2 separate regions of the Homo sapiens genome follow, and region 2 is linked to region 1. Evidence: read pairs that join two places in POLR2A ChIA-PET (ENCODE). Cell type or tissue: MCF 10A. All regions are shown on one strand. Links, peaks and the distances in the headings refer to the core of each region. The heading gives the core; the rest is flanking DNA.

The links. Peaks named below come from ENCODE experiments on the same cell type or tissue, not always from the same donor. Only the 100,000 strongest peaks of a DNase experiment are listed, where the experiment ranks them.
Region 2: POLR2A ChIA-PET joins it to region 1 with 5 read pairs; 1 of 35 experiments calls an interaction of 5 or more read pairs at or near these places.

What each region holds. Positions count from the first base shown.
Region 1 is chr13:95,562,660-95,568,180 of GRCh38, reverse strand. All of the region lies in intron 3 of CLDN10 (claudin 10), which reads right to left. Among named protein-coding and RNA genes, the nearest start is that of CLDN10, 13 kb to the right of the region's middle. In MCF 10A, for the core only: a CTCF peak has its summit at 3,873; a DNase peak (open chromatin) is centred at 2,970.
Region 2 is chr13:95,507,130-95,512,650 of GRCh38, reverse strand. All of the region lies in intron 2 of CLDN10-AS1 (CLDN10 antisense RNA 1), which reads left to right. It also overlaps a transcript of CLDN10 not described here. Among named protein-coding and RNA genes, the nearest start is that of CLDN10-AS1, 24 kb to the left of the region's middle. In MCF 10A, for the core only: no CTCF peak of the experiment used is centred there; DNase peaks (open chromatin) are centred at 2,540 and 2,910.

The DNA.
Region 1 (5,521 bases), core at 550-4,549:
CTCCAAATAACTCATGAATGGAGTAAACTTAAATAAACAAACATCCATAATGTATTAAATTATAATAAGTATAGAAGAGAGAAATTAAACATCTTGACAAGGTCACCTGATGAGGTCAATATTCTTTTCAACCTCACCCAGGAAAATCTGTATAGCCTAGAAATTTACTTCTTACATTGTCTAGTGTCCATTCAACTTGACAACAAGAATGAGATAATTTGACTGAAAGTAGGTAGTTGTTCACATGCAAATCAATAAACGTAATCCATCACATAAACAGAACCAACGACAAAAACCACATGATTATCCCAATAGATGCAAAAAAGGCCTTCGACAAAATTCAACAGCCCTTCATGCTAAAAACTCTCAATAAACTACGTATTGATGGAACACATCTCAAAATAATAAGAGCTACTTATGACAAACCCACAGCCAATATCATACAGAATGGGCAAACCTGGAAGCATTCCCTTTGAAAACTGGCACAAGACAAGGATGCCCTCTCTCACCACTCCTATTCAACATAGTGTTGGAAGTTCTGGCCAGGGCAATCAGGCAAGAGAAAGAAATAAAGGGTATTCAATTAGGAAAAGAGGAAGTCAAATTGTCCCTGTTTGCAGATGACATGATTGTATATTCAGAAAACTCCATCGTCTTAGCCCCAAATCTCCTTAAGCTGATAAGCAACTTCAGCCAAGTTTCAGGATACAAAATCAATGTGCAAAAATCACAAGCATTCCTATACATCAATAACAGACAAACAGAGAGCCAAATCATGAGTGAACTCCCATTCACAATTGCTTCAAAGAGAATACAATATCTAGGAATCCAACTTACAAGGGATGTGAAGGACCTCTTCAAGGAGAACTACAAACCACTGCTCAACAAAATAAAAGAGGACATGAACAAATGGAAGAACACTCCATGCTCATGGATAGGAAGAATCAATATCGTGAAAATGGCCATACTGCCCAAGGTAATTTATAGATTCAGTGCCATCCCCATCAAGCTACCATTGACTTTCTTCACAATATTGGAAAAAACTACTCTAAAATTCATATGAAACCAAAAGAGAGCCCACATAGCCAAGACAATCCTAAGCAAAAAGAACAAAGCTGGAGGCATCACGCTACCTGACTTCAAACTATACTACAAGGCTACAGTAACCAAAACAGCAGGGTACTAATAACAAAACAGATATATAGACCAATGGAACAGAACAGAGGCCTCAGAAATAACACCACACATCTACAACCATCTGATCTTTAACAAACCTGACAAAAACAAGAAATGGGGAATGAATTCCCTATTTAATAAATGATGCTGGGAAAACTGGCTAGCCATATGTAAAAGCTGAAACTGGATCCCTTCCTTACACCTTATACAAAAATTAACTCAAGATGGATTAAAGAATTAAATGTAAGACATAAAACCATAAAAGCCCTAGAAGAAAACCTAGGCAATACCATTCAGGACATAGGCATGGGCAAAGACTTCCTGACTAAAACACCAAAAGCAATGGCAACAAAAGCCAAAATAGACAAATGAGATCTAATTAAACTAAAGAGCTTCTGCACAGCAAAAGAAACTGCCATCAGAGTGAACAAGCAACCTACAGAATGGGAGAAAATTTTTGCAATCTACCCATCTGACAAAGGGCTAATATCCAGAATCTACAATGAACTCAAACAAATTTACAAGAAAAAAACAACCCCATCAAAAAGTGGGCAAAGGATATGAACAGACACTTCTCAAAAGAAGACATTTATGCAGCCAACAGACACATGAAAAAATGCTCATCATCACTGCTCATCAGAGAAATGCAAATCAAAACCACAATGAGATACCATCCATGCCAGTTAGAATGGCGATCATTAAAAAGACAGGAAACAACAGATTCTGGGGAGGATGTGGAGAAATAGGAATGCTTTTACACTGTTGGTGGGAGTGTAAATTAGTTCAAACATTGTGGAAGACAGTGTAGCAATTCCTCAAGGATCTACAACTAGAAATAGCATTTGACTGAGTGATCCCATTACTGGGTATATACCCAAAGGATTATAAATCATGCTACTATAAAGACACATGCACATGTATGTTTATTGCGGCACTATTCACAATAGCAAAGAGTTGGAACAAACCCAAATGTCCATCAATGATGGACTGGATTAAGAAAATGTGGCACATATACACCATGGAATACTATGCAGCCATAAAAAAGGATGAGTTCATGTCCTTGGCAGGGATATGGATGAAGCTGGAAACCATCATTCTCAGCAAACTATCACAAGGACAGAAAACCAAACACCACATGTTCTCACTCATAGGTGGGAACTGAACAATGAGAACACATGGACACAAGGTGGGGAACATCACACACTGGGGCCTGTCAGGGGGTGGGGGGCTGGGGGAGGGATAGCATTAGGAGAAATACCTAATGTAAATGATGAGTTGATGGGTACAGCCAGCCAACATGGCACATGTATACCTATGTAACAAACCTGCATGTGGGGCACATGTACCCTAGAACTTAAATAATAATAATAAAAAAAGAAAGTAGGTAGTTGTTTATTTCTAACTACTAAATAGCCACAATGGTGAAAATATTTTATTATATAAAGCTTAAATCCTAAAGTAGAAACCAAATACATGCCAGGAATGAGAAGTGCGACATGATTTTGAAAAGTCTGGAAATAAGCCTAGAGGATGATAAGACCCCAACACAAAAATAGCTGGGCCAAAATATTAACGGTAAATGTCATATACAAAAAAAGAATAAGTCTAAGACAACAATTCTGTTCTACTTCCTCAACCAGAGCAATCAGTTAAGTCGTATAACTTTGCATGATTTGAAAAGAAGTTTCTTAATGTTGATCAATTCTTACTTGCAATGGTTTATCTAAGAAAACAAAGCTGGACATTCAGAAAGTTAGTGGTTTGGATAACAAAACAATGGTGGGAATAACGTAATTAAATTTCAACATCCTGGTATGGTGAATCATGCTAAGGAGTACCCATTACTAGAAGCTTGCAGGAGATTTTTTTTTTTTCAGATTTGTTAGTTTTTGTTTTAATAAAAAGGAGGAAGTTAGTTTGACACAGCCTAAAGGGAAAAGTTGAAAAACAGTTTTCAAGGCTCTGCAAGAGCTCATGCTGGAGTCATCAAACATAGTCATAGCTCGAATGAAAAAAAGCAAAACAAAAGGGAAAAATAGAGAAATAGCAGAACACGATGAAACTCTTTACAGATTGCAGTTCTGTCAAATGATTGTAGCTCGGAAGAAAAATCTTCCCAGATACGTGGTGGGAAAGGAAGGACTTTTAGAGGAACTAGCCACTGAACATAAAGTGCAATACTGCCTGCCATGTGCCTGCTGCAATCTTTACTCCAAGTCCATGCTAGAAGCCACTCATTTTTTCCTCATCAACAAAGCTCCTGTTGAGTTCCTTGCATATAGCAGGAATGTATAGGGAACTTGGTTCATGAGCTTAGTTGTGTTTTCCTAACTTGGGCAACCAAGATGTGCCTTATGTAGAGTTGTCCTGGAAATCTACAAAGAAGATCCAATTAACACGGCATACAAATCTGAAGGAAAAACAAGAGCAGCAGCAAAGCAAGAACAACAAAACCATGCTCTGAGGTCTAAACTCTTTTCCTTAGGGGTTGGGTATTGGAGAGCAAGTATTTGCTCACCAGAAATTTAAACTAGAACATGTGACAAGTCGCTGTCTCTCACTGCGCTTCCTAAGGGCCCAAACACACATGCTCCTGCAGGGAGAGATGGTATTTAGTGGCAGCTAGTTTTTGTAAGATTAATGTAAGATAATAATGGGAAGAAGAGAGCTTTCTTGCTCCATCCTCTGGGAGGCTCCCTCTATCCACTGAGACAACAATTTTCTTTGCTAATTCTGAAAGGACTAGGTCTACACATAAGAATTTCACTTCTAGGTACTGTGCTAGGGAAAGAAGATACAGTTGCATAGACGTTTTCTGACCTCAAGGAACTTAATTCTTATGCCAGCTGATTAAGACACCAAAGACATAGAACATTCCTATAGTGGCATCTTCCACATCCCAGCCTATCTAGGACTGGCCCTGCCACAAGCTTTGATTCTACAACGTATTCCTCTCTAAGTTCATGTACAAACAAAACCAGAAGCATCAATTATCAAATTCCAGCAAATGCTAGCCAGAGAAGTGCTATCCCTAGAATAAGCCAAAATAAAATATTGCTTTAAAGATGACATTTGAGAGCTAGGAAATCAGTTCATTTTGTGCTGATAGCCAATTTATAGCTTATTCATCTTCCCAGTTTTTATCCCCTCTACTAGAAGGTGTTGATAAACGGAAACCAAGTGAAGTCATATTAGTTAATTTATTAGTTTTTATACAAGTGTGTTTTGTTTAAATGAGGTCTGAGTTCTTGTGGGTGTCATGTCATTTTTATGCCCCTTTTCTATCATTGTGGGTAATTAGAATCTGATGGTATCTACAATTCTCAGGCCTTGATAATTCCTTGATCCAACTGGATTTTGTTGAAATCATGGAGGACCTTTCTTTGTGAAAGGCACTGCAGGGAAAACAGAGATGAAGGAGAGAAAGTCCTAATCTCAAGAAGTCAACTCATTCTCAATATCAGGTTTTTTATAGTCTATATTTTCTATAGACCTTGATGCAAAGGGCCTGTTATTTGTAAATATTACCAATGGATAAGCACTGCTGTTTTTCATGACCCCTGGTTCTTGTGCTTTTAATTACATTAGGTAAATTGGTGAATTGTAGGTGTTATATTTTTAAGCCACTGCAGAAAAGAGCTAATAAAGGCATCTATAAAGATAAGCCACATCTTACATACTATACAGAATTAAAAAGCAATCTTAATAATAATTAATATAACACAATAAGAGCTAATACAAGGTGTTTGCTCTGTGCCAATCACATCTATCTCTCTCTCTCTCTCTCTCTCTCTCCTCTCTTAACTCTCACAGCAATTCTGTGAGAGGTATGCTATTATTATCTTTGTTTTACAGATGAGAATACAGACAGAGAGAGAGAGAGAGAGAGAGAGAGAGAGAGAGAGAGAGTGGGTAGGCAGAGACAGAAAGAGAAATTCCAAGAAGCTAATGAGAATGGAATAGCCAATGTAGCACCAAGAGGTTGAAAAAGAGGAAAGCCTCTCATAGCACCTAATTACTGAACTGAGTTTAATCAAAATCTGAAAAGAGAATAAGAAATTCCAATGGCACTACACTGAATTAGGTGACTGAGCTATAGTAAGGACAGAAAACAGTCACGCAAAGATAGGTTTAAGTTATTGTTTGTACACAAATTAGCCTTGACCATTTGAGGAAAGAGTCCAATGATTTTTAAGATATAGACAAAGATATCCTTAATAATTGTCAGGAAAATAAAACCAGTAATATAGAAAAGATAATGCGGAAGAGTGAGAAATGTGTTTAATAAAATAAACCATGAGAAGTACAGGTTTGCTGCATATTTATGATATCAAACCCTAAAATA
Region 2 (5,521 bases), core at 449-4,448, 55 kb after region 1:
GGGGACATGGCACAGGGCTGCAGCTGATACTGCTCTGGGCCCCTGGGAAATTCCCAGGACAGCATCCTGTGTGGCACAAACTAAGATACAGTCCTTGGGTGAAATCATCTCCCTCAAGGGAAGTTAAAACACTCGCTATCCCCCTATTCTCCAATCTCTCCCTTCCTAGACTTGTTGGCAAAACACATTGCTCACATTTACATCGAAAACAGATACACAAACCCAAAACAAACAAACCAAAAACAACAAAAAAGGAGAGAGAATCTTTATCTAAGATGACTTTTCTTAGTTATATCATTGGTCCTAGCCTTGTTGGTCAAACACATTGCTCATATTAACATCAAAAACAGATATACAAACAGAACACAAACAAACAAAAACCAAAAAAAAAGGAGAGACGATCTTTGTCTGAGATGACTTTTCCTAGATCTATCATTGGTCTTAGCCTTGTTGGTCAAACACATTGCTCATATTAACATCAAAAACAGATATACAAACAGAACACAAACAAACAAAAACCAAAAAAAAAGGAGAGACGATCTTTGTCTGAGATGACTTTTCCTAGTTATATCATTGGTCTTAGCCTTGTTGGTCAAACACATTGCTCATATTAACATCAAAAACTCTGGGGACTGTTGTGGGGTGGGGGGAGAGGGGGGGGATAGCATTAGGAGATATACCTAATGTTAAATGATGAGTTAATGGGTGCAGCACACCAACATGGCACATGTATACAAATGTAACTAACCTGCACATTGTGCACATGTACCCTAAAACTTAAAGTACAATAATAATAATAATAAAAAGAGAAAAAAAGTCAGAAAAAAAAGATATACAAACAGAACACAAACAAACAAAAACCAAAAAAAAAAAAAAAAAAAAAGGAGAGAGAATCTTTGCCTAAGATGACTTTTCCTAGTTCTATCATTGGTCTTAGCCTTGTTGGTCAAACACATTGCTCATATTAACATCAAAAACAGATATACAAACAGAACACAAACAAACAAAAACCAAAAAAAAAAAGGAGAGAGAATCTTTGTCTAAGATGACTTTTCCTACTTTTATCATTGGCCTAGGTCTGAAACACCAAAGGAGAAGCTTCCTCTCCTCTTCTTTCTCTCACCTCTGCCTACTGCAGAAAACTCTTTCACAAAGAAACACTTTTGTATGAAACCAGTTTCCTTCACATCACTCAAGTTTCTCAACACTTGTTCTGTTAATAAACAAACATAGGTTTGAAAGTCTTCCTTGTTTTAGGACTTTCAAACCTATGTTTGTTTACTAACAGAACAAGGATTTAGGGTTTTTTTCTCTTTCCTTTTTTGTTCTCTGCCATTCTATCATAGGTTTTGCTTTTTCACCTAAAGAAAATCCCACAATGGCTTGGATAAATGATACTAATCTGTATTTACAGTATCTCACTTTACTCCTTGCTATTTTGAGTTCTTACAGTTGACTGACTTTCAGATGTATGAAAAAATTGGACCAAGTTCTTGAAAAACTGGTTGTCAAATCCTAATTCTGTAGATGTTCCAAGAATTCTTGAGCTTTAAAAAATGATCCCTGTCATGAAATGTTTTATTTTCTAGAAAATTCTTATGCCTGACAAATACATCATATTCATAGAGTACTTTTATATTAGATTTCAGGAGCTTTACATTTTTTTGGCTGACAGAGCGTTTCCAACACCCTGAACATTTTCTTAGTACCTTTGTTTTATACTTGGAGGACTGAGGCCTGAATAACTTGTCTCACATAGCAAGGTAGTCAGTAATGGAGTAAGTTTCCAACTGGTTTATTGTAGACTTACTGGTTCATTGGAGACTCACTCCAACAAATTTTCACTTAATTTCCTAGCAATATAATTTATGAATTATCAATATTAAAATATTTCTTTATTGTGCAAAGACATTTTATGTGCTTCCAAGAATTGTTTTCATAGTGTATAAAAGAGAATATACATATTTTATATAATTATGTATACATATTATATGTATATACTTAAGCCATAAAAACAATTCAAACATGAAGGTATAGAAAAGATTATGGTAAGGCAAATGAGCAAAGGCTTAATAAATAAGCAAGTAATCAAATGTTCAAAAATCAATGCTATGTAAAGATAAGATCTTTACCCTTAAAACATTTACCATTAACCCGGGAAAACAGAAAACAAACAGTCTCTAATTGATGCCAGCACAAAGAACTAGAGTCCTTGTGCAAAATACAAAGACCTTCTGGAAATGGCAAAGGAAGGAATGAATTCATAAACTTTAAAGTGTGCTCAGAGGGGTCAGGACAAGCACAGGCTTCTCAAAGGAGGTGAGTGCTCTTTAGGTGGGAAGATGGTGACCACGTGGATTGAGGGAGAATTGCAAGATTGGCCTAAGCAAAACTCAAAGGCAGAAATGTCCAGATTTTCTCCCTTGTCAAGTGTTCTTCACTGGAAGCCAGACTCTCGCTATCATTCCAGGGTGTCCCTCTGGGGAAAGGGAAGGAACACCACCACATTAAATGTGACTCATCTCAGTCTCAGAAGCTGTGGTGTGCTGGAACTTGCTTGCAAAAGCTCAAGAGAGCTTTCCCGTTGCAATTTGGGGAAGTGAATGACAACACATTGGTAGTTTTGGTAGTTTAGAATCAGCCAAGTTGGGAGTATTTACACCACAGAAAATGACAAATGCTACAAATCAGCTCCCCATGCCTATCCTACCCACCACCTTTTAAATGTTTACCAGCACACCTGGAAGCTGTGCATTTTACAGTCAGGGTGCTATTGTGGCAGCTGTGTGAGAGGAAGAGAAAGGAGATCTCTGGGAGTGGGGCAGAAGAAACAAGTAAGGAGTCGGAGGTAGAGACAAAGACGATGGTGGCAGGAAACCACCAATGACCATCAAGAAGAGCGAGTGAGTCACCTAGGAATTCATGGGAAAGAGATGAGTCCAGAGGGGACTGGAATCACCGTAGGGAAAAGCAGAGTTGCTTAGTGCTCTTACTATATGAGTGCTGACTTAAGATGTTAAAAATCTGCTTATATTCGGTCTGACACCTAACATTTTTATGAAGCTAAAATTATTGTTGCTTTGCTATGTCACCCAGTCACTTGTTTCTGTTCACTGGAGCAGATCCAAAACAATTCTTTAATGAATTTTCGCACTGCCTGCAGGTACTGCTGCCACTCACCTCTGAATTAAGGAATTTCAGGGGTGATCTCATTATGCTCAATTTTCCTCGATGTCAGACCTGACCCCCAGCCAATTTCCTGTTAAAGTGCATAGGTCCATCTTTATGGCCACAGGGAGGGGCTGGTCTTCATACACTTGCCATTGTAAACAGACCTAGCAGTCCAATACCATATTCACAGTCTCTTATTCCAAAACTTGCCTTTTCTCCTACATTACAAACCTTAGTTATTGTCTAAGTAGTTATCCAAAACAGAAACTTGGGAGTCATCTCTAGTTTCTCTATCTCTTTCATCTCCCATGTCTGACCAGTCAGCTTAATATCTTTAGTATCTGTTCCCAACTGCTTCTGTTACTGCCTTACATCAAGTTCTCATCCCTTTTTCCTTGAGTTCCACAAAAACTGCCTAATCATCTAGGCAGTGGACATCTTCAGCCTCACCATCCTCCAGTCTCTGCCCCATATTAGACTCACATGGATAAAGCACACAGCTGATCATGTCAAACCAACAGGGGTTTCCTCAAAGTTTTCTAGAATTTTCAGATAAAGTTCAGACTCTTCTTGTCAACCCACAAGGCCTTATGAAACAACGCTCATCTAGTTCCTCAGTCCCATTGCTCATGAATCCTCCATAGCCACCAGCTCTTTGTGCTTCAGCCTGGAACCCACCAGACTACCCGGCTCCTCCAACTACTTCATTACTTACCTAATTCCTACTCATCCTTCAGGATTCAGTTAACAATCACCTCGAAAAGGAAGTCTCCCATGATGTCCAGAATGATCCAGATATCGCTCCCTCTTCCCCTCACTCCTCTCTGCTTCTATGGTGACTGTATCCATTTCAATCCCAGTTCTGGTCATACAGTTGGGCGGTTGTCCGCCTTCCTTACCTCATGGCAAGAACCATGTCCTCTTTGACCTTGTGTCCCTTTTTACTAGCACTTAATTGATGCTTGATGTATGTTTGGACAATGGTTTGTCCTGGACTTGATTTTCCCTGTAGCTGGGATAGTTAGCTTGAGAATACAGGGGTACATATGATACAGAAAATAATGCAAAGCAGGGAGTAATATGTACTTGGCCGTATTCTGTGACTCTAAAATGTAAGAGCATGAAAGACAAAGATGAAACATTCTTAGACAGGTGGCCTTATCAACACTAATGCAGAGAAGAGGAGTCAGGAAGAGGCTGCTGGACCTGGCCACAAGAATGTTAATGGTGACCTTATATTAGGTAGTTTTAGGGAATGCAATGAATGGCATAGAAGGATAGGGTGTGGGAGAGGAAGCTAATGAATATATGTTAGTTCAGGGTGTGCCAGATGCTTTACATACATAATTTTATGTCATCTTTATTTTTTATTTATTTTATTTATTTATTTTTAAGACAGGGTCATGCTCTGTCACCCAGGCTGGAGTGCAGTGGTACAATCATGGCTCACTGCAGCCTCCACCTCCTGGGCTCAAGTGATCCTTTCACCTCAGCCTCCCTAGTAGCTGGGACCACCGGCATACGACACCACATCTGGCTATTTAAAAAAAGTTTTTTGGCCAGGCTTGGTGGCTCACACCTGTAATCCCAGCACTTTGGGAGGCCGAGGCAGGTGGATCACTTGAGGTTGGGAGTTCAAGACCACTCTAACCAACATGGAGAAACCTCATCTTTACTAAAAGTACAAAATTAGCCAGGCGTGGTGGTGCATGCCTGTAATCCCAGCTACTCAGGAGGCTGAGGCAGGAGAATCGCTTGAACCCAGGAGGCAGAGGTTGTGGTTAACCAAGATTGCACCATTGCACTCCAGGCTGGGCAACAAGAGCAGAACTCTGTCTCAAAAAAAAAAAAATTTTTTTTTTTGCAGGTGTCACTATGTTGCCCAGGGGCGTCTTGAACTCCTGGGCTTAAGTGATCCTCCTGACTCAGCCTCCCAAGGTGCTGGGATTACATAGGAGTGAAACACCGCACCTGACCCCACATCGTCTTTATAATCACTCTAGGAAATAGGTTTATGTCCTTCAGAATAAAAACAAAAAATAATTACCAACAAAGGAGTTGAAACTCAGAGGTTCAAATAACATACATGAAGTCATGCCTTCTTAGTGGGTGATGTGGGATTCAAACCCTGGTTTATTACTTCACAAGACCACATGCTTCTCATTATACCATATTCTTTATAGATGTAGAAGGAGACATCAGAATAAAGCTGGTAGAATTTACCCGAGCCTTAACCCTACTCTTCCCCCAACTCAAAAATGTTTATCTGTTGAAGATGGTAGGAAATTAGGATAATAGCCAAAATTCACAAATCGATCAAAGGAATATTTTTTTCTCAAAGGAGAAACTT